Regions from separate parts of the Homo sapiens genome. Here region 2 is linked to region 1. Evidence: chromatin contacts called from ENCODE Hi-C data. All regions are on one chromosome and are shown on one strand. Each heading gives the region's core, a stretch centred on a gene start or an enhancer-like site at or near the end of the contact. The rest is flanking DNA. Distances are from core to core; before and after follow the strand shown.

The links. Hi-C counts contacts between places; a loop is a spot of excess contacts on that map. Pooled maps may share reads with other maps.
Region 2: a pooled map shows a loop between it and region 1 (15-fold over the local background). The contact joins two enhancer-like sites. A Hi-C loop is called at or near these places in 3 of 37 single-sample maps with no recorded cell type and 7 of 50 pooled maps.

Annotation. Positions count from the first base shown.
Region 1 is chr14:80,583,757-80,586,801 of GRCh38, forward strand. All of the region lies in intron 19 of CEP128 (centrosomal protein 128), which reads right to left. Among named protein-coding and RNA genes, the nearest start is that of CEP128, 360 kb to the right of the region's middle. Within about 2 kb of position 1,620, at least 3 of the 41 ENCODE cell types and tissues checked have a DNase peak (open chromatin) inside an H3K27ac peak, as active enhancers do.
Region 2 is chr14:81,468,658-81,471,702 of GRCh38, forward strand. SEL1L (SEL1L adaptor subunit of SYVN1 ubiquitin ligase) reads right to left here. Exons shown (of 21, transcript NM_005065.6): 21 at 2,890-3,045. Among named protein-coding and RNA genes, the nearest start is that of LINC02308, 20 kb to the left of the region's middle. RefSeq lists an enhancer at 1,869-1,928. Within about 2 kb of position 1,599, at least 3 of the 41 ENCODE cell types and tissues checked have a DNase peak (open chromatin) inside an H3K27ac peak, as active enhancers do.

The DNA.
Region 1 (3,045 bases), core at 370-2,869:
TATTCTTTTTCTTAAATTAGCTTTTGTTGGATTACTGCCATTTTTAAAAGTCTCCAGGGATGTAGTTGTATTGAACCTTCTTATCTCTATTCAGAAACCTAGAAGAACTTTCTAGTCCACCTTAAAATGTTTCATCCTACAACAAATATATGAAGACATGAGACTCAAAGAAATGCAAATGGTTTGGCTGAGATCACCTAGTTAGTACAAAGCCACTTCTACAGCTTTGCTCTCCTATCATCCTGCTCTGTCTAATCATGCTCTCATTTGTACCTCTCAATACTTAATTGCACCCTTCTTCATACTGATTTAAAAATAAAATACACACTTGTCTGTATTCTTCTGACCTGCTTTAAAAGTTCCCTGAATCAGGGCGTCCGTGACATTTTTTTTTTTTTTTTTTTTTTGTTTGACAGCGTCTCATCCGATGCCCAGACTGGAGTGCAGTGGCGCCATCTCGGCTCACTGAAACCTCCACCTCCTGGGTTCAAGCGATTCTCCTGCCTCAGCCTCCTCAGTAGCTGGATTACAGGTGCCAGCCAGCACGCCTGGCTACTTTTTACATTTTCAGTAGAGACGGGGTTTTACCATGTTAGATGGGCTGGTCTTGAACTCCTGACCTCAAGTGATCCGCCCGCCTCGGCCTCCCAAAGTGCTGAGATTACAGGTGTGAGCCACTGCCTCTGGCCCATCCATATTTTACATCCATGTTCTCCTTAACTACTGCCTTTCTATCTTTGATATTTAACTTATATCCCCAAAATTGCTCACTCCACCCACACCATTGCTGTATGCCACTGCTCACTCGTTAGGTGCATTGTTCAAGCACATGCATTTGGAATGATGAACACGGTTATTAACCTGTGCTGATGAAATATGGCTACTGGGCATCGCTGAGAAGCACCACTCTATGCAAACAGACAAAACACAAGAGAATATAGGTGAGACCCCTAGATAGTTAAAGTGACTTAATACTGTGATAACAGCGTGATTAGTATCTTTCATTATAATGAACAATCTTGTTGTTTGTTCTTATCAGCATGGAAAGAGCTGAAGGGCTGCTCTGCTCTTCTTATCAGCATTGAAAGAGCTGAAGGTCTGCTCTACTCTTCTTATCAGCATGGAAAGAGCTAAAGGGCTGCTCTGCTCCCTTGCTCACCACTGACATGTTCGTGTTTTCTTTTATTACTCTCTGGTTTGCTGTTCCATACAAATAGCAACTCAACTACCATGTAAATTGCTGTGGTGAAATTTGCTTCCATCAACATTAGTTAATGAAAGATCTTTGGTAAAAAGGGCAGCAGCCCTGTGTATTTTCCTTGGATTGGTTCCAATTTTTTAAATGAGCTGATACTCACTCATTATGACATAAAGTCATTAGAGGGAGAAAAAGCCATATAAAAAAGCAGAACATCATGGATGAGAATTGGATGATCCAGCTGTCCTGTTTTGTTTTGTTTCTGCTTTACATTTCTCTGGAACACTTAGGGTTAATATATCACGACCAAGTTTTTGGCTAAGATAGTTTTATATCTCTTCCTCTGCAGTCTTTGCAACCAGTGATCTGGCTGTTTAAGGAGGTTTGACACTTTTTAATGTTGATTTTGGTTTCTGGTAGCCAAGAAGCAGATAGATTGTTTGTTTATTTTTCAAAGGTGAGTCATGTCCAGGTGTGTATGAGCAATTACACCCATCTAGTAACTTGAACCTTCCTAGGGAGACTGAAGATCAAATTGAGAAATGACTATATTTTTCTTTAACCATTCCTATAAAATGCCTCATCCATATTACAACTAAGCCCAACTGATAATGGAGAGAAAGTTATAGAAACAGAGGCTTCTGACACAGCAACATTTATAACAACAGCACTGGACAGAGTAACATTGGCAGCAGAATATGTTGAGTTACTGATTGCAGTTTAGAGAAAAGCATTTAGCTCTGGCTCTTGTAACTTACTATAATTCAGTGCTCCTGTCCAGTGTTACTCTGTGTGTCTCGACATTTACCAAACACAATAGATAATGCAAATTCTCAAAATAATTCAATATTTTATTAAAAAGTAAATTTATGATATTTCTATTTGTGAACAGATTCATATATTTAAATATATTCATATATTTGATTCATAATTTCATATAACAAAATTCATCAGATAAAGCAGCACATTACAACCCTTATGAGCCTATAAATGATGGACTTAGCCTTCTATTATTCCATTCCAGATACTCAAGACATTAGCTACATGCCAGAGATAACGGGTCAGTTTCTCTTTTTCTTCCTTAGCTACCCAGTTATTGGAATCATTGACATTTTAGAGACAAGAGAACACAGAAATAATCTAATCCTAGGGTTGCTTTTTTTTTTCCTAAAGAAGTACAATTCTGTCTTATAAGGGAAATCATATATACTTTCTAATGTAAATTATAAATAGGTAATTTAAAAAGCTGAGAAGGAGCTGCTTTTAAGGAAACAGAAGTGGAGGGCCTGGGGGCCAGCCCACCAAGCTCCTTCCTATCCTTGGGCAGACCCCTGTGGTGGCATGGTGAAGCTGCAAAGCTCCAAATTATCCTCACTGAAAGCTACTGATCTAATCTAGTGTCCTGGGGTTACACAGTGGAGGACTGAGTTCCGAGATCAAATGCCTCTGTCAATGTCACATAGCTAGTTAATGGTGTATCAATCTGAGCCCAGGGCTTTTGAATTGGACCAGGGTCCAGTACTTTTTTTTTCTTTACACAAAAGTGACTGCCCTGCTTTGACTTTCAAGATTTGTATTGAAATGACACAGTATTCCAATGCCTATATATTTTCTAATGCCTCTCCAAACAGAAACAAAAGAAAACTTCATTAAAGCACTTGTGTAACATCGACAATCTGTGGGAAGACCCACAGTTACCAACTGTCCACGTTAAAATTCCTCAGTTTTGGGAGATGACGTCCAAAAATATGGCTATGATGGAAAGCAAATACCTAGACACTTGAGAAGGCAGTTGTTTCAGCAAGATATATTCAATATACAGCACACAGAAGATTTCACAAAATCAA
Region 2 (3,045 bases), core at 349-2,848, 880 kb after region 1:
ATGTTGGCCAGGCTGGTCTCAAACTCCTGACCTCAGGTGATCCACCTGCCTTGGCCTCCCAAAGTGCTGGGATTACAGGTGTGAGTCGCCATGCCCTGCCCAGTTCTTTATTTGAATTCGAGTTTTATGACTAACACTAGCTGAGTGACCTTGAGCAAGTTGCTTAGCTTGTCCAAGCCTGTTGCCTCATCTGTTAAATGAGAATGACATGACTAGTACTGACATCCTGGAGTACTGAAGATTAAATTCAATAATGGATGTAAAACACTTAGCATCTGTCACATATTGTGTTCAGTCAATGGTGAAGATGACCCGCAGAGGAAAACAGCCTCTTTCATTTCAGTCTTTCATTCATACTCATCTTTAAATTCATTTTACACTTCAGGGTCTGGAAGATAGTAGGTGATTAATAAAGGCTGTTGAATGAATGCCCACATGAAACCTTATGTTATAAACTTTATTTTAAATTTTGAGACAGGGTCTCACTCTGTCACCCAGTTTGGAATGCAGTAGTATGATCTTGGCTCACTGCAATTTCCACCTCCCAGGCCCAAGTGATCTTCCCACCCCAGCCTCCCAACCTTCCAGGTAGCTGAGACCACAGGCGTACGCCACCATGCCCAGCTAATTTTTTTTTTTTTTTTTTTTTTTTTTTTTGTAGAGACGGGGTTTCACCATGTTGCCTAGGCTGGTCTCAAACTCCTGACCTCAAGCGATCTGCCTGCCTCGGCCTCCCAATGTGTTGGGATTACAGGCATGAGCCACTGCGCCCGACCCCTTATGTATAAACTTTAATATTGACCTCTTTAACATAAACTTTACTTATAAATTGTTTGGAGTCAACCATTTTAGGACAGTGGAATGTTGTCATTTCCACCAGGAAGCCTTGTAAAGGGTCTGGTGTCAGTGGAATAAAAAGTCAATTTGGTTTCTTTTGGCACTTAAGACCTCCCACAGCTGGACAGGACCTTAAGGACCATCCCCAGTACCCAGTCTCTTGATGCCTATGAGAACCCTGTACAGCGAATGACTTGTCTGGGGTCACCCAACCACTGTGAAGACTCGACTGCAGTCCAGAACTTTCTCGCTATGGCGTCCTTCCCGTTTTCCTTCGCATAGGGCCATTCAGTGGGGCTAGGACTGACTATCACTAATCTGTTTGGGAGGGGATTGGGCAACTCAGAAGAACTCATGCGAGGATCAAACGGTTGGTTGTGTCTGGATCTTTTTTTTTTTTTTTTGAGACGGAGTCTTGCTGTGTTACCCAGGCTGGAGTGCAGTGGCACGATCTCAGCTCACTGCAACCTCCACCTCCTGGGTTCAAGCCATTCTCCTGCCTCAGCCTCCGAAGTAGCTCAGATTACAGGCGCGCACCACCATGCCCAGCTAATTTTTGTATTTTTAGTAGAGAAGGGGTTTCACCATGTTGGCGAGGCTAGTCTCGAACTCCTGACCTCGTGATCCGCCCGCCTCGGCCTCCCAAACTGCTGGGATTACAGGCGTGAGCCACTGCACCCAGCCATGGACCTTTCCCTTATGCATCTGTCTGATTTGTCATAATGGCCTGCCCTGAAATGGTGACTCACAATTACAAAGCCCCTTTAAGTAGTGGCAATAGGTCAGATGACATGGAGTTTCATTTCTCTGTAAATTGGGGTTTCATCTCTGTTCATGGGTTTCTCCTCTATTTAACTGCTCGAAGGCACAAATGTGCTCTCTTAACTTAATGTACTGTGTTGAGACTCAATAGATTCTTTGGTTTAGCTAATGTGAGAACACAAAACATCAGTCTAGTTATGAGGCTTTAATTACTTTTAAGTCTCAAATGAGTGATGAAATACAGATACCAATTACACAAACTTAAGGCTTCAATTACTTTTTCCTCCTTTTGAAATAAAGGCAGTTCTTTACAGGCCCAGTGTGGGTGCTTTCACCTACAGCACATACTTCAGCTACGGTCCAAAGAAGGCTAAAGGGAAAATACCGTGCTCTTCTCAGCTCTCGCGGTCCTGGAAGTAAATTTCCATGCACTGAAAGAAGTAAGATGGGCTGGGTACAGTGGCTCACACCTGTAATCCCAGCACTTTGGGAGGTTGAGGTGGGAGGATCGCTTGAGACCAGGAGTTTGAGACCAGCCTGGGAAACATAGGGAGACCCTGTTTCTACAAAAAATAAAAAAATAGCTGTCCGTGGTGGCACACACTAGTACTCCCAGCTATGCAGGAGGCTGGGGTGGGAGAATTTCTTGAGCCCAGGAGTTTTGAGGCTGCAGTGGGCTCTAACTAAGCCACTGCACTCAGCCTGGACAACAGAGTGAGACCCTGTCTCAAAAAAAAAAAAAAAAAATTTAAGATGTTAACCACAGAACATTGTCCAAATGATAGGTCAAAGAAAATACATGTACAGGTTAGAACAATTCAAGTAAATTCTTCATTAGTACTTAAGGGAAACAAAATCAGCTGGAAGGCTCCCCAACCCCTCACTACCATGCACTCACACACGCACGCACAGCCAGCGTTAGTCTCTACTCATTTCAGATTGCATTTAGAACAAAAAAAGTTCAATTAATCAAATTTTCCTAAGAAAAGCATCTACGAGCATGGCCACAGATGAAGGGTGAGGAAATGCAGGTGTGCAAACTCTGAAACCCACAGCTGGGCTTTCACATCCTGAAATAAATCTGTTTCCAAGAACAGAGATTTCTGTTGCCCACGTTTGAATCTTGAATCGTGTAAAACTCAATGACATATTCATTTTCGAAGTTAGAATCCTTACTTGGGATACCTGAATCTCTTATCTCCCAAGACTTATGAGACATTCTTTCCAAGTCCGAGAGGTGAATTAACGAGGTTATACTGGGCGGTAGAGAGGAGGCAGTGGGAAACCGGATTGAGCAGCAACAAATTATTTATATGAACATTCCAAATTCAGTTAACTAACCACATTCCACTCAACTTACATGAGAAAAAATTGTGTGGTTTTTAGAAATGGGATTTAATATACAATTCAGCATTAACATTGTTATGTTTAAAAGAAATTAACCCA